Regions from separate parts of the Mus musculus genome. Here all the other regions are linked to region 3. The links are chromatin loops, found by intact Hi-C in ENCODE. Cell type or tissue: heart. All regions are shown on one strand.

What was found. Peaks named below come from ENCODE experiments on the same cell type or tissue, not always from the same donor. Only the 100,000 strongest peaks of a DNase experiment are listed, where the experiment ranks them.
Region 1: a loop joins it to region 3, with 5 times the contacts of the local background. A loop is called at or near these places in 8 of 42 quality-filtered maps.
Region 2: a loop joins it to region 3, with 6 times the contacts of the local background. A loop is called at or near these places in 6 of 42 quality-filtered maps.

The regions. Positions count from the first base shown.
Region 1 is chr9:122,801,000-122,808,999 of GRCm38, forward strand. Topaz1 (testis and ovary specific PAZ domain containing 1) reads left to right here. Exons shown (of 20, transcript NM_001199736.2): 20 at 849-1,136. The coding sequence ends at 1,068. Tcaim (T cell activation inhibitor, mitochondrial) reads left to right here and starts at 4,548. Exons shown (of 11, transcript NM_001013405.2): 1 at 4,548-4,689; 2 at 7,768-7,837. The coding sequence starts at 7,779. In heart, no CTCF peak of the experiment used is centred here; DNase peaks (open chromatin) are centred at 4,652 and 4,762; H3K4me3 peaks cover 1,670 bases; H3K27ac peaks cover 1,326 bases.
Region 2 is chr9:122,919,235-122,927,234 of GRCm38, forward strand. Zfp105 (zinc finger protein 105) reads left to right here and starts at 3,844. Exons shown (of 4, transcript NM_009544.2): 1 at 3,844-3,984; 2 at 5,774-6,062; 3 at 7,076-7,220. The coding sequence starts at 5,874. In heart, no CTCF peak of the experiment used is centred here; a DNase peak (open chromatin) is centred at 3,827; H3K4me3 peaks cover 1,530 bases; H3K27ac peaks cover 1,100 bases.
Region 3 is chr9:122,862,395-122,870,394 of GRCm38, forward strand. It overlaps Zfp445 (zinc finger protein 445), which reads right to left and starts at 3,612. Exons shown (of 7, transcript NM_001359935.1): 1 at 3,520-3,612. In heart, no CTCF peak of the experiment used is centred here; a DNase peak (open chromatin) is centred at 3,607; H3K4me3 peaks cover 2,688 bases; H3K27ac peaks cover 1,627 bases.

The DNA.
Region 1 (8,000 bases), 61 kb before region 3:
TAGGTTACTAACCTCTATAGGTTATCCATTCTTAGACTTTGGGAATATGCCACCTGTGCAGGTTTCCAATCTATCAGGCTCTAAAGTGCCTTATCTAATTTAGGAGGCCCTAGAAGGTGCTTGGATACTCATTCTTCTTTTGAAGCATGAGCCTCATTTAGGTCACCAAGTAGCCTACACTGGTGTTAATTTGGGTAGAACCATTCTCAGAACTTGATGTTCACTGACATGCAAGGTACCAAGGGCAAGAATTAGTCTCATACTTTAAATAATTTTAACTATTTCCTTTCTTCACAAGAAAAACTACCATAAAATAAAAGTTTCATGCCAGTAAACACAATCACAATTGATGCAGATGGAGCTCAAAAAAAATAACACTTAATAAAGTACCCATCAGGGCCAAAGAAAACCATTTAGCTCTACGGCTTGTTACTACATGCTAGCTGAATATTAAGTACTTGCTTGAAACTAGAAACTACTAATACCAAGAGAACTGTACTTGCTTGAAACTAGAAACAACTAATACCAAGAGAACTCTACTGTGATTGTAATTATTCAAGCTGTATTGCACTTAATACTAACATATACCTTAATATTTATACTTACTAGCTTTGAAGATACAAACACATAGGGTAACTAGCTGTGTTCTAGATCAGTGTTTCTCAAACTAACAATTGCTACTGGGTCCTAATATAAAATGTCTCTCATACTGTAAGCCATGGTTCAAAAGCTTAAGAATCACTGCTTAAAAATGCCATGATAGTTTAGAAACAATAAATGCAGATGAATTTCCTACAGAAATGACATGGCTGTTTCTGAGAATTTCTGCCTTTGGGTTCACTTTATAGATGTGAAGAAAGCAAATCTCGAAGCAAGGATGAATATCAAGCTGCAGTAGAAAGATTGGTCATGGCTGCTCGAATATCGGACCCCAAGCTTTTCATTAAGCACATGACTGTCAATATTAACAAGGAGCAGGTGTACAGTCTGGAGCACTGTTCTGCTTTGAAATGGCTGAAAGAGAATATGAAGTGGGCTGGAAAGGTTTGGCTTTTCACTAACCATTAGTAAAGGGTTGTTGTTGCATTTTCTTTTTAAGTTCAAATAATCATTGTTGAAAATAAAAGAATAAAAATAACTCATCGTATTCAGCATTTGTATCTTATTGACACTAGAAATTATCAAATAGTTTTCAAGCAAAAAAATTTCATTTACATGCAATGGTTTTATTAACAAAAAGTGATTTTTTTAAAGTGCTTTTTTACTTAAATTTAAAAGGACCTAAGTATGGAAAATTCCTCTTTGGTAATTTATTCAGAGTAAAAAGCAACACTGGGTGCATTTAAACATCAGTGCCCACAGTGCGCAGTGCAGTAAACTAAAGAGTCACCAAATGCCATGACTGATTTTGACCTAGTCAGCGGTACTACTGCTGGAGTAAAAATAACAAAAAGCAACTCAGGGATAAATTGTTTATTTGGCTTGTGCTTCCATATCATAGTCCATCACTGAAGTCAGGGCATGAACCCAAGCAGGATAGGAACCTGGAGGCAGGAGCTGATGCAGAGGCCATGGAAGAGGCTGCTAGTGACTTGCTCATGGCTTCCTCAACCTGCCTTTTTTTTTGTTTTGTTTTTTGTTTTTTTTTTTTGTTTTTTTGAGACAGGGTTTCTCTGTATAGCCCTGGCTGTCCTGGAACTCACTTTGTAGACCAGGCTGGCCTCGAACTCAGAAATCTGCCTGCCTCCGCCTCCCAAGTGCTGAGATTAAAGGTGTGCTCCACTACGCCCGGCCTACCTTTTTTTTAAATAGATATTTTCTTCATTTACATTTCAGATGTTATCCCCTTTCCTGGCTCCACCTCTGAAAAACCCTTATAACACCCACTCCCCCTGCTCACCAGCTCACCCACTCCTGCTTCCCTGTCCTGGCATTCCCCTACAATGGGGCATTGAGCCTTCTCAGGACCAAGGGCCTCTCCTCCCATTGATGACCAACTAGGCCATCCTCTGCTACATATGCAGCTAGAGCCATGAGTCCCTCCATGTATACTCTCTGGTTGGTGGTTTAGTCCCTGGAAGCTCTGGGGGTACTGGTTGGTTCATATTGTTATTCCTCCTATGGGGCTTACAAGCTCTTTCAGCTCCTTAGGTCCTTTCTCTAGCTCTTCCATTGGGGACCTTGTGCGCAATCCAATGGTTGGCTGAGAGAACCACCTCTGTATTTGGCAGGCACTGTCAGAGCCTCTCAGGAGACAGCTATATCAGGCTCCTGTCAGCAAGCATTTGTTGGCATCCACAATATTGTCTGGGTTTGGTGGTTGTATGTGGGATGGATCCCCAGGTGGGGCAGTCTCTGGATGGTCATTCCTTTAGTCTCTGCTCCACACTCTGTCTCTGTATCTCCTCCCACGGGTATTTTGTTCCCCCTTCTAAGAAGGACAGAAGTATCCATACTTTGGTCTTCCTTGAGTTTCATGTGTTTTGCAAAATGTATCTTGGTATTCTAAGTTTCTGAGCTAATATCCACTTAGCAGTGAGTGTATATCATGTGTGTTCTTTTGTGATTGGGTTACCTCACTCAGGATATTTTCTAGTTCCATCAATTTGCCTAAGAATTTTATGAATTCATTGTTTTTGATAGCTGAGTAGTATTCCATTATGTAAATGTACCAAATGTATCCATTCCTCTGTTGAGGGACATCTAGGTTCTTTCCAGCTTCTGGCTATTATAAATAAGGCTGCTATGAACATAGTGGAGCATGTATCCTTATTACATGCTGGAGCATCTTCTAGGTATATACCCAGGAGTGGTATAGCTGGGTCCTCCAGTAGTACTATGTCCAGTTTTCTGAGGAACAGCCAAACTGATTTCTAGAGTGGTTCTACCAGCTTGCAATCCCACCAGCAGTGGAGGAGTGTTCCTCTTTCTCCACATCCTCCCCAGCATCTGCTGTCACCTGAATTTTTGATCTTAGCCATTCAGACTGTTGCGAGGTGGAATCTCAGGGTTGTTTTCTAGAACCCAGGACCACCAGCCCATGGATGGCACCACTCACAGTGGGCTGGGACCTCTTACATCAGTCACTAAGAAAATGCTTTCCTGCAGTGTGATCTCCAGAGGTGTTTTCTCCATCGCGGCTCCCTCTTCTCTAAGGACTCTAGCATGTGTGAAGTTAACATAAAGCAGCAGCACAGACTGAAAACACAAAGATCCAGGGCACCCCACCAAATGTCTAAGTTACCCTCCTAACAGCTCCCTTTCAGTGGGTCTCATATGACTATTACGTGTACGTTGTGGGAGGAGCACACATCCATGTGGATTTTTGCAGGACAGCGTTTTTGGAATCTGTTCTTTCCTTCCACCTCCATCTAGTTACGGTAATCAAACCACAGTGGTCAGGCTGGAGGGTCTGATAGCAAACACTTTCATCTGTTGGTCGACCTGGCAGCACAGTACTGTATGCTTTATGATAATATGTGACTAAGGACATTGCTAATGAAAATATTTTAAACAAATGTGCCAAAATATAAATATCTAACAAGGATTGTCCCAAAACACTAAGAAGTTAAAACTTCAGAAGTTGTCAGGTGGTGGTGGCCCATGCCTTTGATCCCAGCACTCAGGAGGCAGAGGCCAGCAGATCTCTCTTCAAGGCCAGCCTTGTCTACAGGACTACACGGAGAAATCCCGTCTCAAAACAAAAAACAAAAACTCCTTCAGAAACCACCTTCAGTATCTGTAGCCTATTCTCTTTAACATAGTCCTCACTCTAAATAGTACTGTACGCCACAAATTCAAGTCGTCTAGAGGGGAAAAGCCCTAAATAGGGTAATAAATGGGACAAGTATTTAAAGGAGTTCTCAAAATGGGTAGAGGCAGTGTCCTTAAATCTACAGTCTCACAAGGGCAGGAAAATTGAGTCCCAGCACTCTTAAGCTTGCGTGACATGTGGCGCACACACTGCCTCAGAGACAGGTGGGCAATTGTAAACTATGCTCCTGCAGACAAAGGACACGATGTGGGCCGCAAGGTCGTCTTCAGGAGAATGAAGATCTGAGAGAAGGGGTGGGATGGCTTCTTGCTGGTTGACCAAGCCAAGAGGTAGCAAAGCGAAAAGCAGTTTATATTCCATCATTTGCAGGTCTGGAGATCAGTTACAGACGTCCAATAAAGCAGTAAAAAGCCCATGCTGAGTACACTGAACGTTTAAAAACAGCCTAGTAAGGAGTCGCGATGTGTCATGCCTGTAATCAAAGCACGTAGGAGGCTGAAGCAGGAGAATTGCCGCAAGTTCAAGGCCAGCGTGGGTTACAGTGTGAGCCACTGTCCCAAATAATTAAACTATCTCAAATAGATTAGATTGAGGAAAAGTCAAGTGGGAAATGTAAGCCAGAGGAACCGGATCTTTCACACTCAGCTGCATCTGGGAAGCCTACCAAGACTACCAACGGCTGCTCAGCAAGAACTGCGTCACCAGAGCGCCTTGCATAGCTCCGCCCCTTCCCCCCTCCCCACCAGGGGCTGCGCGTGCGCGCTTTGGCCCCGCCCCTGCCTCCCGCTACTCCTTTACCTTTGCTTATCGTCCTCCCACCTGCCTGCCAATCATCTTTCTCCCTCAGACCTAGTCGGCCGGAAGAACCGGCTTGTGTCTCCCGAAGCTGCCTTCGGAAACCCGCAGATAGCGGGGTAAGGACACCGCTTTGAAGCGGGGTGGGAGGCCGCTGAGAGCCGACGTCCTGGCTGGGAGCCGCTTGCCGGCCTTGCGCAGGCGTTCTAGGAGGAAGGTCGGTCCGCCTTAGCCAATGAGCATGGTTCGTGCGGCCTGCCGGCTCCAAGTGTCGGGGCGTCCAAGCACGAACCCAGGCCTCTGAGACAGTGGGCCAGACCTGTCAGGAGCTCCCTGCAGAGCGAAAGTTGCCCAGGGACTCCACACTTGCCACACAGGCCTTGGCCTGTGCGTGCTGAGGCGTAGGCGAGGCTGTCAGATGGGAGCTGGGTTTAGGCTGCTGCTGGGAGAGCCTTGAGGCTGGTGGGGCCCTGGGAGGAGCTGCACCCCAAGTTGCGGACCTGTCCATTCACCTCTAGACCTGTAATCAAACTTATGGCTAAGTAGACTCTCAGAGGGGAGTCTGAGGCGTAGATTACTCAAGTGCACTTCACCACTAAAGAGCTTAAGGAGTGTGCTAATTCATTCAAGACATCTGTGGAATGTGTGTGTGCGAATGGGTTTAAGATTGTAGGATAATGGTAAAAGGAAACAGGATCAGGCTGAATTTTATCAGTTTGAGACCACCGATTGGAGATTCCAGATTTAATGTGGAGTTCATATAGTTTTAAAAAGGTGTCAAAGTTTGGTTGGCTGGTTGGTTGGTTAGATTTGTCTACAGATGGCCTACTGAAAAGGAACTGGAGATGCCTGCCATCCCTTGGCTTAGTGTTGATGAAGGAGTTTTAAGCTCAGGGAAATTGCAGTGCTAGAGTGGGTACTCTCTGAAAAACCTGATCCCTCATAATGGAAAGGCCCAGAAGACATGCCCTACACTAACCTATAAGATGAAAATGGTTTGAGGGGGCAACAGCAGGTCCGAAGAGTTTTTGTCGTAATTTTTTCTCTTGTGCCAGATCTTAGGGTTCAGTGGGTGTAATTGGACCTTGGAGTAGCACCAGTGCCTGTATATATTAGGTCAGGCTGGGCCAGAAGTGCCTGAATCCTTCTTGAAACTGTAGAGTTTGTAGTTATGATTTAACTCTCCAGCAAGATACAAAAGGAAAGCTAAAGAATTTGTTATCTAGCCAGGCGATGGTGGAGTGTCATTAATCCCAGCAATGGGAGGCAACAGGAGGCAGAGACAGTTGGATCTCTGTGAGTTCAAGGCCAGCATGGTCTACAGAATGAGGTCCAGGACAGCTAGGGGTGTTACACAGAGAAACTTTGTCTCCAAAAACAAACAAATGGAACTTGTTATCATTGATATGTCTAATACTGTCTCCTGGTTTTGCTCTGGTTGTTTACTTGGTTCCCTACTCTAAGTAGAAAGCCTAAAAGCATTTTTTTTTTTTTAAATCCTGGTCTCTGGGTGAGAGGGTGCATGCTTTTAATCCCAGTACTCCAGAGGCAGAAGCAGGTAGATCTCTCTGAGTTGGATGCCAGCCAAGTCTACAAAGTGATATCCTGTCTCCAAAAACAAACAAACAAACAAACAAACAGAAAGGAAAAGAAAAGAAAGGTAGTTAGGTATGGTTTTATCATTACTTGAGAGAAGAATTTTTTTTTCTAAAGAAAAATTCCAAGATAGTTACAAAGGGAAACCATAACTAAAGTGAAGTTAGTGTGAAGTTAAGTTAATTGAAATAAGTTACTTTCAAATACAGATTGTGCCAAGGGGCCAAAGCTCAGTGTTGAAGACCTCTATTTGATAATTTCTGTGCTTGTCAAAAATAATGGACAGAGGCTGTTAGATCTACAAAGCAAGTTCCAGACCAGCCTGAGCTACGTAGAGAGTTGCAGACCTTGAAGAAAGAAAGGAAGGAATGGAACAGAAAATAATACCACTATTAAGTAGATTCGGGTAGTCATTTATACTGGCTTGTAAACGAATTTTATCCTTCCATATCTACCTTCTGTCCACACAGTAGATCATTTCTTTAGGACAAGGCTCTCCAGGGTGCCCTCCCTGCCCTATAGGTGTAGCCTCAGGAAGTCTCCTGTTACTCTGAAAGTCGGAATCATTGCATTTACTGCTTTGTTTTACAGTTATCTACTTGTGTCTGTGTCCTGCTTCTCTACCCTTTCCTCAAACTAAGTTTAGTGAACACAACAAATGCTCGTTGTTTTACCCTGGACCTAACATGGAAGCACTGGTGAAGTGATAAATTAAGGACTCAGAATGCCTTCTGAGTCTGATGAGAGAGTTAGGAGTGCCTCTTGTCCATCTGTAGCCTACCTGAGGTTTTCTCTAAGTGGAAGGGCAGTGTATTCTGTGGAGTACTGGTAGCCGTCATGAGAATCTGTCTGCAGACAGAACTCCTGCAGCTGACATAGCTGCAATAGACTGTTAGGTCTGGTATCTCTAGCGTTTCCCAGAACCTGCCCCTGTGCTAAAGCAGTGTCTCCAATCTTCTGAGTCTTTGATTCTCTGTGTAACTGACTGCAGCAATTGAAGAGACAGACTGAGTTCTTTCAAGGATTTTACTCAGTTGAAGCTGAGATCTTGATTTACACTGCAGAAGAACTTATTAAGAAAAGGCTTTCATTTAAGCTAAGGGTGCTAACAGAAAAAAAAATCTCTTCCCACAAAGGTAGTAATTATAGAAAGTGTTCATATTACATATCAAATATGAATGACTATAGCCTGGGAAGATATATTCAGTTTTCCCTGAATAATATATTCTAACATAAAAGCAGTTACATGGGCTTTTAGTCACAGAACAAAAGAAAGTCATAAGTAGCTTGTAGCACTCTTCCAGAAGGTTACAGAAGGTTAGGAAGTTGGAAGAAGGACAACACACACACACACACACACATACGGATTGTATCCCCTCCTGAAACTACGCCAAAATAAACTCTTCTTATATTGCAGGGTTTTGTTTTGTTTTTTAATCACAGCAACAGAAAAATAACTAAACCACATCCTCACACGTAAAACGTTTTTAAATATTTTATTAGGTTAATTCTTTAGCATTTCACTTTGAGGATGGTAACATGGTGGTGATACGTTTTTAACCTTTCACTTGTTCAGCTCTTCTGTTCACTTTGTCCATTAGGCAATTAATGGATGCTTGGAAGTTGGCGTGCTTATTCGGAAATGTTTTGCCACTTGAGGCCTTTGAGGAGGTAAGCGCTGTGGTCCACTCTGTTTGTTTAGAGGAGGGTCTGTTGTGTATTGAGCTAATTTCAACTTGCTTTTCAGATCTCAAAACTGTATCATTTTATGGTTTTAGGCAGGAACAAAAAGAAAGAAAGAAAGAAAACTAATAAGAGTAGCCGAACTGTCTAA
Region 2 (8,000 bases), 57 kb after region 3:
TCACCTTACTCAACACCAGAGGCTCTGCAAAGGGGAAAAGCCCTATAAAAGCAATAAGTCTCACAAAGCTTTCATTCTAAAAAAAAGAGCCTTATCCTGCACCAGAGAATCCACTCTGGGGAAAAGCCCTGTTGTTGGGGTTGAGGAGTCACCCCACAAACCACATGAACACATGAACACCAATCTCAGTCAGACAGGGAAATGTATTGAACGCACACTCTAAGACTAATGGATCAGGGGGGCTGGAGAGATGGCTTAGCAGTTAAAAGCACTGACTACTCTTCCAGAGGTCCTGAATTCAATTTCCAGCAACCACATGGTGGCTCGCAACAATCTGTAATGGGATCTGATGCCCTCTTCTGGTGTGTCTGAAGACAGCTACAGTGTACTCATATACATTAAATAAATAAATATTATTTTAAAAAAAGACTAATGGATCAGGAATGCAGCTTCAGACTCAGGAGCTGGGAGCTGCGACCTCAAACATTTCTCAGGGCCAGCTTATGAAGGCTAAAACCACAAAAACCACATTGAGCTCATATGCAGGTGCAGAAAAGTGCTGCCCGGTGGTCAGCCCTGACTCAAACTATTTTAGACTACCAGTTTACGTTGACCTTTAGTTTGATGGGTCCTACATGAAGCTAATAGTTGTGGGATTTCTTAAGGTTAACAAGCCACATAACATACAGGACATATAACAGGGTGTGTGGTCAGCATGACCCTCCTCTGAGTCAAGTTATCAAAGACTGGCAGGCATATTACAACAACAGTATGAAATAGCTGGTGGGCATGGAGCAAAATGGCTTCAGCTTTGTGAGGGAGGCAGGACTCAACGCCTATAAATGTGTTGAATGTGGGAAAACATTTGCTCAGATCAGCGACTTCACAGTACAGAGACTCTTACAAGTGTAAGGAATGTGGAAAAGTTTTCATTCTAAGTAAAACCCTCCTCTTACAGCAGAGCCCAAACAGAGGAGAAAAACTTTGGTTGTAAAAAGTAGGGAGATGTTTAGTTCCAAGTCAAACCTCACTGACCATATAAGAATGCAGAGCAGAGAGAAGCCTTACAAATGCACCCAGTGTGATGAAGCTTTAGCCAGAGTGCTTATCTGTGCGACATCAGAGACTCCACAATGGAGAAAAGTCCTACGGAGTGTGGGAGAGTTTTTATTCCGAAGAAGAGCCTCATTTTCCATGGAAGCTTCCACACTGGAGAGACTCTCCATGAGCGCAAAGACTGTGGACTCAACAGAGACCTTTCTGACCATGAGAGACTCCGTCACGGGGAGAAGCCATATAAATGGAGAGTGTGGGAAAGCCTTTATTATGACCAAAAGTTTCATGGTCCCTCACAAGCACAAGCTCCACACCCAGGAGAAAGCATTCAAGTGTGAGGACTGTGGGAAGGTGTTATCATTCAAGCCTGCTCGTACTGTAGAGTCCACACTGGAGAAAAGCCCTTTGAATGTAGTGAGTATAGGAGAGCTTTCAGTTCAGTCAGGAACCTCACTGAGCATAAAGCAATCCACAGTGGTAAGACGCCTGTGAGTGCAGTGAGTGTGGAAAGGCTTTACCCACACAGAAACCTTACTGAACATCAACGAATTCACAGTGTGGGGAAAAAAAATCTTATGAATGTCATATATGCAGAAAAATCCTTACCCCTAGCAGAAATCTTATGGTCGGTCCATCAACGAATTCACACTGGAGGAAATAAACTTATAAATGTGGAAAGTGTCAAAGAGATTTTAGCCAGAATGAGAATTTGGTGGTACAGCAGAGAATACACACTGAGGAAAAACCTTATGAGTGTGAGAAACGCAGCAAATCTTTTGCCTCCAAGAGAAATGTAATTGGCCAGCATAGAATTCACACAGGGGAGAAATCCTATGGGTGTAATGATTGTAATAAAGTTTTTAGGCAAAAAATAAAACATCACTGTACAACAGAAAGTTCACACAGATGAAAATTACCATGAGTGTGTGGGGTTCACAAAGGAATTCTTATGGACTTCAAGACTTCATCAATAACAAAAGTTCATACTGTGGGAGAATTATTTGGGCTGCAAATATGAGTCCATTGAGTCCCAAACAGAGATTCGGGAAATCTAGGTAGGGCTAGGCATATGCATTAGTATAAGAGTGCTTACCAGCATACACGAGATCCTGGGTGTGATGGTCTGAATATGCCCGGCACTATTAGAAGGTGTGGCCCTGTTGGAATAGGTGTGTCACTGAGGGTGTGGGTTATAAGACCCTCATCCTAGCTGCCTGGAATCCAGTATTCTGTTAGCAGCCTTCAGAAGATGTAGAACTCTCAGCTCCTCCTGTACCATGCCTGCATGGATGCTGCCATGTCCCTGCCTTAATGATAATGGACTGAACCTCTGAACCTGTAAGTCAGCCCCAATTAAATGTTGTCCTTATAAGAGTTGCCTTGGTCATGATATCTGTTCACAGCAGAAATGTCCTAACTAAGACACTGGATTTGAACCCAGAACAGTAAAAAAGAAAAATACAGTCATATGTGAAACAGCACACAATCACAGTGAAGTAACTGTTGAATATGACCCCCTAGGTCTTAATAGGGAAAACTCATGACCGCTCTGACAGACAAGTTGAAGAAACTTCACCTAGGTTTCTAAAGTCTAGAAAAACAATCTCAATTCTAATTAAAAGATAGTTTGTACCAAATCATTTATTGTGACTCTGGAAAGAGGCTCTGGAGCACTTTAAGACTGAAGAAACTGAGTTTGTCTCATAAAGGGTAATGGTGAGGTTGTAAATGATAGCAAAATAAGTTTTTTAATTTAAAAACTGGTCATTGTTTCTAAACATGTACATCATACATTTTCTTAACATGGTGTAGGTGCTACAGAAAACCTATATAATAGTGTAATCCAGAGTTGTGATCCAGTTCTGCTGCCTGAGAACAACCTGTGAAGAGCACTGGATTTAGGCTCAGAAGACATGGGTTTGGAGTCTGGATCTCCCCTATACTATGTGATGTCATTTATGGCCTCAAACTCTTAGTGCCCCAGCCCCAGCCTCTTGAGAGCTGGGATCACAGATGTGAGCCACCAGTCCTTGGCATGATACTGTGTAATCATTTAAGATTTACCCAATGAGGAACCCGAGTAAAGGGCGCTGCCTTCCTCTGGGTTTATCATTTCAAACACACAAAACCAAAGAGCGGTAACTGGAGTATTGTGAAACTCATTTGGGGGGCATCTCTGCCTGAAATGTTTGTGAGTTTTGTTATTGTTAGGTTTGATTTTTGTTTTGAGGACCCGGTCTCTCTATGTAGCCCTGGCTAAGCTGGAACTCACTATGTAGATCAGGCCAACCTCCAGTGCACAGAGATCCACAAGATTATGGTATGGCTCTGTGTGCTGGTGTGCACCACCACTTCTAACGGTTTTGAAATCTTTTGAGACAGTTAAGTACATCTGAATATGAATAGTTGTTAATTTTTCTTATTGGCAATGATGGTGGTGTACTTGGAATAAAGAGTTTTACTGTTTATAATTTCCAAAATTGACCTTAATTATATATGAGAATTAAGGCAAATATTGTCGAGATGAAGGATAGGGGTATCCTCTGTACCATCCATCAACCTTTCTGTACCATTTGATATTTTGAAGATAAAAATGCTGAGGGAATTTTCTAAGATCGTCAGCTCTGGTAGGTAGGGGCTCGGCTTGGGAGAGTGCCGCTGCCTGGCGGGCTAAAGCCCTGCCCGCCCTGGGCACCGAGGTGTACGACCCCCGTCGATTCCTAGAGAGGCCGGCCTGCCTGGGGAGCCGGAAGCCCGGCGCAAGGCACTTCCTGTCCGGTCATTGTTCTCAGCCCCGTTGCTGCCGAGAGACTCTGGAGTCTCATCCGCGAAGCGGCACCGGCCCGGTTGGGCCTTCGTGGCGAGCCGGTCGCAGCGGGCGGCGAGGGGCGCGGGACTGTTCTCCACCGACCATCGCGGGGCCGGGAGGTAGCTCGGGGTGTCCGGGCCGGGCGGCGAGCCTGCTGGTCGGGATGGAGGAGGGCGGCCTGTGCAGATGTCTCGGGCCTGCTGGGGCCAGGGGCCCGACAGTCTGGCCAGGAGACTCAGGCACGTGGTGAGACGAGTCTCAGAGGCTCTCCTGCCAGAATAACCCGCCAGAATTACTCTTTGAGGCCGTGGTGAAAAGCGTGGCATTACTTAGGAATTTAAGTTTGCACAGTGAAGATGATGTTGGAAAATGAATATGAGTACCCTGAAGCAGCAGCAGAATAAGGCAATTTAGTAAACATTAGCACCGGTTTCTAGTAAAAGAACCAAAGAGGGATAGAAGCACAAACCTCAAACTCCTTATATACAGCTAAAATAGATTGTTTGGCTTTATTTAAAATAAAACAAAACCCCTGTCGGCTTATCTGAAATAAAGAAGTCCCGTTAATTAGTAGTCGTGTGCCTGGCTTTAGATGCTGTTTTAGAAAGCCGTTTGGCAATAAATATAAACCCTTAAGCTAGTGATCACGCAGTTCCTTCTAAAGGAGTAATGCAGCTGGTCAAAGGAATTCTTCGTACAGGAAACTATTACTAAAATAAGCAATAAAGCCCACGTTTGCTAAAGAAAAGATTGTAAATTTAAAATCTTTTTGAATTGTGTGTCAGAATTGTGTGTGTGTGTGTGTGTGTTCTGTAGCTAGCGTATATTGAAAGACAAGACTTGTAAAACACTCATTGAGTCAAGAACTGGTTGTGGCTCAGTGGTAGAGCATTTGTCTAGTATACATTAGGCCTTTGTATGGATTCCCAGCACGGTAGAAACAAGCAAAACCACCAGTCCAGAAGGGTGAACCCTGTGCAAGTGCAGCCTGAAGGTGCACACACTGGGGACTGGGTAGGGTATCACCCAATTTGTGTATGTATATGTTTATGCGAAAGTATGTATAGGTCAGTTTTATGTGTTTATTGACAATTATAGAGTATTTGTGCAACAATTAAAAATAAGGATAAACAAGGTCAACATGAGTAATTTTGTTTTACAACCAAAATTTAGTCTTATCAAATATTTGGAAGATGTGGGAACTACAAAAATGAAACAGACAAAAAGAACCTCAAAAGTACTTGTAGTTATACTCTCTGAAATAATCATTCTTTTCTCCTTGGTAGTGAATCTCTCTAAGATCCCCTTTTTAAAAATCCGTCTAGCTGGGCAGTAGTAGTACACCTCAGCACTTGGGAGGCAGAGGCAGGCAGATCTCTTGAGTTCAAGGCCAGCCTGGTCTATAGAGTGAGTTCCAGGAAAACCAAGGCTATACAAAGAACCTCTGTCTCAAGGAAACAAGAAAACAAAACAAAATCAGTTCCCATAGTAAAAAAAAAACTGTAAGTAAAATAATAATTATCACTGGATTGGAACTTTTCCTTACTCTTTTTCTATATAATAGTTTTTACAGTTAAAATGTTAATTCATTCTTTCCTTCCTTCCTTCCTTCCTTCCTTCCTTCCTTCCTTCCTTTTTCTTTCTGAGTCTCAGTATGCAGCACTGGGTGGTCTGTGTAGACACAAGTGCTGGGATTAAAGGTGTATACTACCAGGCAAGATATTATTTTGTATCAGAAATAAAAAGTGATTTATACATCTATTTTTGTTATTTATAGTCAGCCCCTATCATTTGAAGGAGAATGAAACATTACTGTTTTACTGTGACCACCAACCAAGGACTAGTAACCAGTGGCTGTGTGTTATCCTTGCTAGATTAGCTGTTAACTCTCTTTTTCTGGTGTTGCAGTGAATAGCTCATCTTGGCTCTGGAGACTTGAAGGTTAGATGGAGCTTGACCGATGTTGGGTATCCCTCAGCTATCAAGGATCCTGCATTGAACAGAGAAGATGACTACAGAATTGAAAGAGACCATGGGCAGAGCCTCTTGGGACCCAGAGAAGGTGAAAATGGAAGAAGATGATGAAAGTGTCATAAGTCAGGCATCCAGCCAACAAGTGTACTATGAGAACGACAAGGACTGTGCCCCAGGGGAGGGTCCTTATGGAAGCATCAGTGTATCAGAAGATGAGGAAAAGGTAAATGATGATCTTGGAGAGAAGAGAAATGCAGACCCCAAATAGTGTCACAGGTCCTCTGCTGCCAGACCCAGACTCCATTTTCCTGATTAGGGCTCTGACCTTTATTCCTTTGCAGTATAGTGAGACTTTGCCTTCTGAATGATGTGCTGGTTGTTCTGTAGGTCTGCAGCTTCCAACCATCGATACATAGAACTTGATCGTGACAGTATCTTGGTGCCCACATTATACTCTTATTCTAATCAAACCAGATTCTGGGAATAAGACCTGGGTTTCTGTGTTTTTACAAATACATTTGGTGACTCCATCCAGTTCCTTATCATAGTTAGTGTCTGTCCTCTGAGGTGTTGATGCAAGTGTAATTGGGTGTACGAGGTCTGGGATGTTGCTGCAGATACTGCTCATCTATAGGCAAATAGTTCAGCTCAGCCTGGCCTGAGTTCCTGAGTCTCCTGCCTTCACTACCCATGTACTGGTATTAAGGGCATGCATTGCCACACTTTGGCTTGCCCTTAGTGGTTTCAAGCACACCCCACGTTCTTTCAAAGGTCTTCCAGAGCTCTCTATGAGAGTATATGACCAGAACCTAGGTAGGTTTGATCTTTGGGGAGCAGAAAATCCTGCTGAAAAATGTGTCCCAGTACTGCCCTCAAACTCTATTAACCAGGGGTGACCTTAAAGCTCTGATCCATCTACAGCCACTCCCCATGTGCTGGGCTTATAGATCTGTGCCAGCACACCTAATTTCTATAGTGTGAGGTGAGCGCTGTGCGATCTAAGCTCCTTAAAGCCACACACCCTGCTGGTCTAAGCTAGGATTTACCAACAGTATAGGGTGTGTGTTGTAGAGCTGAGTGATGTTACAAATCAAAGTGGTAGCTTTGCTTCTCCACCCAGGTCTCCTTCAACCTAGTCTCTGTGATCTCCAGGAATGGGTTTTCATCCTTGAAGCTATAATCACAGTGCTCCAGTCTTCAGTCCCTTCATAAACAAACTATATCATTTGTTTCTAGGGTCAGGAAATGTTCCGGGAAATGGCAGTGGTGCTAAAAGCAACACAGGAGGCTGCTGCTGCTTCACCCTTTGGGAGCTACTCGTTGGCAGGGACTCTGGCCGAGAGTCAAATCCTGGAGCTTCATGGGAACCCAACCCCAACAGGTAAAGTTCAGCTCCCTGGTCTCAGTCGCATTAAGACTGTGGATGGGTGTCTGCTTTCTCTTTTTGAGTCACATAGTGTGAAGTGTTGACCCTGTCAATCGTTCAGAGCTGCTCGCATGGTTGCCACGGTGCGTGACTCGTTTCACACAGGCTAAAGGCCACAGAGCTGAATTCTAACCTCACTTTTTCATCATGCTTACTGTTCAGAACTTTTCATGTCCACACACATGTAAACCCATGTCTTCATGTGTTTTATGGTTATTTATAAGTTGCAAACAAAGGATAGTGCTCTGTACATTTATTTTCATTTTCTTTTCTGAGATGGTCCCATGGCCCACACTAGCCCAGAATTCACTAAATAGACAAGACTAACCCTAACCTTGAGTGTTGGACTCCTGTCTCTACCTCCCAGGTGCTCCCATGTATGCTGGGATTAAATCTAAGGCTTCATTCATGGTAGGCAAACCATTCACCAATCAAGTTACATCCTCAGTCTTAAATGTCTTAAATCTTAAGAAAAGGCTCGACAGGTAAGAGCTCTAGGTGTTCTCCCAGAGGACTTGGGTTTAATTCCAAGCACCCAAATGGCAGCTCACACCTGTCTATAAGTCCAGTTCCAGTGGACTCCCTCAAAAATTCATGTAGGCAAAACACCAATACACATAAAATAAAATGAAATAATTTTTAAAAGCAACTTTAGGACTAGTGAGACAGCAAAATAGGTAAAGACTCCTGATGACCTAAGTTTGATCCTGAGACCCATGTAGTGGAAGAAAGCAA
Region 3 (8,000 bases):
CTAGGTTCTCGAGGATGTGTGAGAAGACACATGTGCATGAGCACCTGCGGACTGAGACCTAGGGTGGAAATATAGTTAACACATTCATAGGGCTAGAAAACACAAGTGGCTGATAAAAAAGGTCAAAGAGCATCTAAATATGCAGACAGACGCACCATACTACAGTCACATATTGGGAGATATAGCATGAAAAGCTATCAATTCTTACCAAGTTGATGTTTAGTTTATTTCCTATCAGAATCTCGGGAGGATGGGAGGGAAGCTGGGAATGCAATTTAGTGGTAGAACAATTACCTAACACATACAAGTCCCTGGAGTTAATCCCAGAACTGCAGGGAAAAGGAGAAAAGATGCTTGGCAGGAGAAGAGCAATGTAAAGATGATACTACAATTTATATTAAAAGGCAAAAGGGATTAGCTAAAAATTACTTTGATCACTAAAGTGGAAGAAATAGATATACCTGAATTTGTTAATTTTTTATTTTGTGTGTCTGGGTGCTATGTGTCACAGCATACATGCTGAGGGGTCAGGGGTCAACTTACATGAGTCATTCTCTGGGTTTCAAGGACCAAGCTCAGGTGCCTTTACACACTTAGCCATCTTACTTGATTTTCAAGACTTATGGCCATAGAGATAGCTTCAGAAATCAAGCCAGTGTGGTATTGGTGGAGAACAAACATAGATTAAAGAAAAGCATATATAGAAACAGAATCTGAAGGAGGTAGAGCTGTCTGCTTTAGTTACATGATAGAATTTTAAAAATAATATTGAAATTGATGTAGCAATTAAGCAGTAAGACTATATGGGACTGTAGAAATGCCTCCGTGGTTACAAGAACTTGTAATTACAAGGACTGAGGTTCTGATTCTAGCACCTACATAAGAGGCCAAGAGTCTGTTAGACCCCAGCTCGAAGGGATCACTGTTCTTCTGGACTCTGTATGTACGTATAAACATACATAAACACACATACACGTCTGCATACACTCACTTAGATACAGATAAGTAAACCTAGACTGAGATAATGATTATAGTGATGATGCCTAGAATGTCCACAACTTGCTTTCTAAATACCAATCTCCAATAAAAGAATCAGGGCTCTGTGAAGAAGTGGCTGATGCCATGCTAGACAGAGAAAATACAAGTGTTTTGCAGTATCAGAAAATTAGTGAAAGGCAAAAATTATATACTTAAGCAGGGGCAGAGAGGTAAAAGCACTTACCTCACCAGCAACCTGAGTTCCATCCCCAGAACCCACATAAAAGTGGAAAGAACTGACTCCATGCCAACATTAGTGTACACACACACACACACACACTGACTCTATGCCCACTTTAGTACATTGTACACACAGACACACACACACACACGGAGACACACAGACACACACACAGTAATAGTAAATTAAATTTAACAAAAATTGAAGCAAGCCAGGCATGGTGATGATGCCTATTATCTCAGCACTTGGAAAGTGGAGGCAGAAAGATAAGGAATTCAAGGCCAGCCTGGGCTGACTACATAACAAGTAAGGCCCTGTCTCAAAACAAAGCAGTGGGGTCAGAAGTTCACACTGATATAAACTGATTATATTTTAAGAAGCTTCGTTAATAGCCAAGTCAGCTAGTAACATGACTTTAATCCCATCACTTAGGAGACAGAGGAGGGCAGACTTTTGTTACTTGGAGGTAAAGCAAGTTCCAGCCAGGGCTATGTGAGACTCTATCTCAAAAACAAACAACAAAGTAAGGAGAGAGGAAATCTTCCTCACAAGGCCTCCCAATAAAAAAATGTAGAACACCAAGCTCACTGCTACAGACAAGATGCTAATCAGGAAGGGAATGTTGAGAAGAAACAGAATACTTGAATGCAGAATTCAAAATTCTTTCCCCCTCAAACAGTACAAATTACAAAATTAAACACATATTTTAAAGTGGTGAAATGTCACAAGTGCCAGTAACAAGAACACATCAACCTTATCTAAGCACAGGAAAACATCAGATATAAGAACATTCTAATATTTCAAGTAACAAAATACTTCAAAAAAGATTTTAGGGACTGGAGAGGTGGGCTGTTGATTTAAGAGCACTGACCACTGCTTCCCCAGGAGCCTAGCTGACCATAGTTCAATTCCCCGTGCCCACCTGCAAGCTTACAACAGTCCTGTAAGTCTAGTCTTAAGAGATCTGACAGTCTCTTCAGACTTCCATAGGCACCAGGTACACACATGGCATATAGGCACATACAGTGAAACATTTACATAACAAAATCATTTATTTGTTTTATTTTATTTTTGTCAAGGTCTTAAGTATGGCTATGCTTGGTAATGAACAGTACTACCCAGGAAAGTTAGGCAGGAACAGCCTATAGGATGGACCACTGAGTAAAGTTATCTAGTGTCAAGACTGTGTAGTTCAGTTGAACCTGAGTTCAATCGCAAGAGCCAACACAGCAGCAGGAAAGACACCCACAAGTTGTCTTCTAATCCCCACAGGTACACTGCCACACATATACATGCACTCAAACAAAAATAAGATGTAGGGCCAAGTGTGGCAGCACACACCTTTAACCCCAGCACTGAGGAAGTAGAAATAGGTGGATTTCTATGAGTTCTATGCCAGTCTGCCCACATGTTTGATGTATGAGTTCCAGGCTAATATAAGAGGGGGAGGTTAGGGAAGCCCAAACCAACAATTGCATTGTACCGGGGCAGAACCGGTGACAGAAGTTTCAAAGTTTCTATAACATAGGTTTCCAAAGCTTAGATAATTAGAACAATGGACTTTCTGAAGCTGTATTAAGAATGAAGCACTGCTGGGCTGGAGAGCCAGAAAATGAAGCTCACGAAATGAAGTCACCTAAAGCTAAATGGGTTCCCCCATCAGTTCACTTTCTTGCTTTATTTATTTATTTATTTAAATCATTTTACTCTCAAGCAACTCGGACATTACAAAATACTCCTTGAACACTAGAAGACACACACACACACACAAATATATAATATATATATAAATAAGGTTGGGACTGTGAGCACGTTTCAGCTTTCAAGTGCGTTATCAAAGCTGAATTTCAAACGTGCCCTCTCAGCTTAGAAAACATTTCTACCTTTATTACTTTTAAAATTTGAGAGAAGGGCTCATTAAATTGCCCAAGCTCCCGGTCTTTCTGCCTCCGCTTCCTCAGTAGCGGGGATTACAGGCCGGAGCTATCACACCAAGCTGTTCGAAGCTTTTTTTAAAATCTCAAACATTTTACATCACAACCGCAGGGCTTTTTTTTTTTTTTTAATTTTTATGTTTTTAAGGCAATAGCATAACCGACCCACACAGTCAAACATGGACCTACGTGTGGAGTTTGTCAAGAATACCGAGAGTCATAATGGCGGACACCGGACTGCTGGACAACACCGCTCCGATCGTCCCGCTCCCCGCAGAACCGCCCTGGGCCGTGACGCCGCCCGGGCCAGGTCACCGCAACTGTGCCCCGCCGCCCGCTCCTGCACCCGACCTCCCAGCCGCTCACCGACTCACGCCGGAGCACTCAGCATTCTTCCTAATGGCTGTTCGCTCCCAGGGCCCACTTCCTCCGCGGGCCTCTCTGCGAGAGCGGAAGTACGCTTCTGAGGTCTATCTAGGAAGCCCGGAGGAATGCCATCTCAGCTGCTCTCCGCCCAAATGCCTCCCTGGCGCCTTTGATGTCTAGGCACTGGCTTGGCAGTAAGGCTGAAGGTCTAACTTCCATGTCCTGTCCGCTGTGTCTGGAGATAATGTAAAACCCTAATCCTCCGTCAGAGGTTCACATTTGGACCCTACCTGGGACTTCCTAGAGGGTCATTCTGAGAATTATTTTACTCAAGAAAGTTCCTGTGGGTGGAGAATGAAACTTGGCATAGCCTTCACCCTCGGCAGAAGTGAGAGGCTGTAAGGAAGGCGTGTGACTGGAAAAAAATCCTTAGGGTCCCTCAGTAAGAAGAGCATTATCTAGATGAGTGGTATGGAAGGGACACTGTTGAGAAGCAGCCTCTTATCTCCCTGTGTATTGAGTAAAGGTTAAACGATCTGAGACTGGTGCAGGAACTACACCAGGGCACTAACAGGCCCAAATGGCAAACATGGCACTAGCAGGTCTTGCTCTCCCCCTTCACTCTTCCTACCTAAACTGTAAGACCATGACCTTCGGTCAGTGGTACTTACTTTGTGACATTCTCTAGTGAGACACCAAAATACAGATTGATGCAAAAGCAAGAGGTTTACTTTCCGGCACGAAGGATCGACCTTCAATTAGTCCCTCAAGTCAAGCGACTAGAAGGCGAACCCGAATGGCTATTACAAGCAGTTTTTATACATTCAGGTAATTCCTCCCGCTGTGTCTCTAGGGTAGGGATATCCCAGGAATCAAAGACAAGGTCCAACCACCAGGTATAAGGCAGGTGTTCCTCTGTAGTGGACCAAGCCACATCCCCAGTGGCTGGAAGTACTTGCCAAGTCACTTTGGTAGGGTTGGGTGGGGTGCTGAGGCTCAGCACGAGAAGAAAGATACACCACAGCCATCTCATGGTTTCTTTGGCCTTGCGGGTGATCTCCAACTTGGTAATTGTGTGGAATCTCTGAGGTACCTCCGTTAATCAGGGCACTAAGTTTAGTGTCACAGTTCCTGGTGGCTGATCGGGAAAGCTTGCAATCGAGCCATAAGATCTGTGTCAGCTTGAAAAGTCACTCTGGGGTTGGGGGAGCATTAAGAGCCAGGGTCAAGGGAGTGGAGGTCCCATACAGGATCTCAAAGGGAGTTAGATAGAAATGATAGGGAGTATTTCTGGCCCTAAACAATGCCATGGGAAGGAGCAACACCCCGTCTGTACCAGTCTCTACCAACAGTTTGGTTAAGGTCTCCTTCAGGGTCTGATTCATCCTTTCTACCTGCCCTGACCTTTGGGGACAGTATGCACAATGGAATTTCCGATCTGTGCCCAGTAATTTACCTACTCCCTGGCTTACCTGAGAAATGAAGGCTGGCCCATTATCTGAGCCAATGGTTTTAGGCATACCAAATCAAGGAAGTATCTCTTCTAGTATCTTCTTCATGACCATCTGTGCGGTTTCTCTCTTGGTGTGGTAGGCTTCTACCCATCCAGAAAAAGTATCTACAAAGACTAGGAAGTACTTATACCCATATTTTCCTAGTCTGACTTCAATAAAATCAACTTCCCAAAATACTCCAGGATGATTATCCCGTAGCCTTTTCCTGATGGTGCCTTAGTGGGTGGATGAAGACACAGAACTCTAAGCTCCTCCTGCACCATGCCTGTCTGGATGCTGCCATGCTCCTACCTTGATAGTAATGGACTAAACCTCTGAACCTATAAGCCAGCCCCAATTAAATGTTGTTTTTTTATAAGACTTGCCGTGGTCATGGTGTCTGTTCACAGCAGTAAAACCCTAACTAAGACAGAAATTGGTACCAGCATAGTGGGGTATTCCTGTGACAACCTGACCATGTTTTGGGGAGGACTGTGGAAGGACTTTGGAACTTTGGGCCAGAAGAAGATCCATTCGATGTTAAGAGCTCTGTGAGATGTTGTGTAGGAGCTTGAAAGATATTGTTGAGAACAGTGCAGAAAATGGAGGCCTGGCTTGTGAAATTTCTGAGGGAAAATTAAAGACTCTTTTCAGGGCCATTGCTATTTTGGATTGTGAAGATTCTGTGGTTCTGGTTAGCTGGGGCTGAAGAATCAGCTGTGATTAACAAGATACCAGAACTACTAAAGTGAAAACTTTGCATCACTGGGTCTATTAATGCTGGTTAGCTGGAGCTAAGAAATTAGCTGTGATTAAGAAAAGACCAGCATCATTGAGGTAACATCTTCTGGGAAGTGTTTTCTGAGAGCACAGAGGCTGTGTTCCAGAGATAGCCAAGGTTGTACCTTGTGCTGTGGCTGGACTTAGTAATGTGTAAGAGTTATCCATGGTTTTGAAGGCATGAAGGGGTCACACAGAGCAGCTGAAGCTCAGCACTGTGAGAGGCCATGGAAGGCCATTGGTGAAGGTGCAGCCTCATTTGCAGTTGATGGCCCAGGACTAAAGGGGTCATGCATTGTTTTGGAGATGCCAGTACCATGAGATGACCACCAAGAACAGCAGCAGCAGTGAGTACAGGCATCTGGAGCCTAGGGGACAAGCTGTGTACTACAAGGGATAGGGCTGGAGAAGTGACCCAAGCCCTTGGAGGAGCCCAGAAGATCCTGAGTTGGATCCCAGACATTGGACAGTTGGAGTTTAATTTTTGCTTTTGATTGTGACTGTGCCCTGATATTTTTCCCTCTTGATGGAAGAAAATATTTTAGTAGAGCCCACAATTAAGAGACTTTGAATTTCCAAAAGACTTTGAATTTTAAAAGATATTGGATATTTTAAAGGGATTGAACTTTTAATATGTAAAGACTGTGGGACATTTAAAGTTATTTAGATCTTGGGGATGAATAAGAACTAAGGGTTGAAGCTTACTAGTGATGTGTTTGTGTGTCAAGTTGACAAGGGGTCAATTGTACTGACTAGTTTTGTGTCAACTTGACACAGGCTGGAGATATCACAGGGAAAGGAGCTTCAGTTGAGGAAATACCTCCATGAGATCCAGCTGTGGGGCATTTTCTCAATTAGTGATCAAGGGGGGAGGTCCCCTTGTGGGTGGTGCCATCTCTGGGCTGGTAGTCTTGGTTCTATAAGAGAGCAGGCTGAACAAGTCAGGGGAAGCAAGCCAGTAAGGAACATCCCTCCGTGGCCTCTGCATCAGCTCCTGCTTCCTGACCTGCTTGAGTTCCAGTCCTGACTTTCTTTGGTGATAACAGCAGTGTGGAAATGTAAGCTGAATAAACCCTTTCCTCCCCAACTTGCTTCTTGGTCATGATGTTTGTGCAGGAATAGAAACTCTGACTAAGACAGTGGGATAGGCGCTTACCTTCTGACAAGCTTCACAATTTCTGGCTATCATGTCTGCTAGTTTTCCTAGATTTAAAAGTACCTATACCTAACCCCTTGATCACCTGTTCTAGCTTTGTACTACCAAGGTGGGTATATCTGTGCATTTGTGTAAACAGTTCAAGGGCCTGATGTTCTGGTAGGATGGTTTTTCCCTTCAATGTGATTCTTCCAATGTCCACTTTTGTCCAAATAGTGGGACACTCTTTCATCAGCTTAAGCTTATGATTAGTATACCTAGGTGGTAGCCAGCCATTTCTCAAGTTCCAATCTGAGCTCTCTTCTTCTGGGTGGTTTGTCAAGAGTATAGTCTTTGTTTCTTTCCTCGCTCCTTCCTTTGCCACCCTGTCTGCCAGGCGGTTCCCACTAACTATGGGGTCCTTGCCCTTCTGGTTTCCAGGGCAATGGATTATACTCAATTTTTCCAGTTTAAAAAGGGCCTGTAGTAGGGCAACCATCTCTGGTGTGTTTCTCATGATCTTGCCTTCTAAGGTTAGGAGTCCCTGTTGTTGATAAATGGCACTGAGCACATGTGCAGTCTCAAAGGTGTACCTGCCGTACCACTGCAGCTTCTGCCTTCTGTTGGCAGTCAACCAATAAGTTGCACATGTCTCTCAGATCTTGCATGGGGCAATAGTCCTGAGTAGCAGGCTTTTTTTTTAAACAGGAAACAGGGGTGTGTTCCAAGCAGAGCGACACTTGCACAGGACCCCCAGTTGTAACAGCCTGTCAATGTGAGGCTTAATACCTTCTCGTGCCTCCCCCAGCATCTGGTACTGGTGCACTGAGACAGGATCAGCCTAGGTCTTAAGATCCACAAACACAGGAGCCTGCAGACATGCCTGTCCTAGCCCGGCTGTTTCATCCCAAGCAAGAGGAAACTTTTCCAGTCACCAAGCAATGTCCTGTGTCTTATGGGTTTTGATCTCAAATTGTATTCATCCTCTAGTCTAATAGTAAGGACCTGGACAGGTTCTCCAACGGGTCCCCTCAATTGAGGGCCCTCAGAAAGGAAGTGGATCTGAGCCCCAA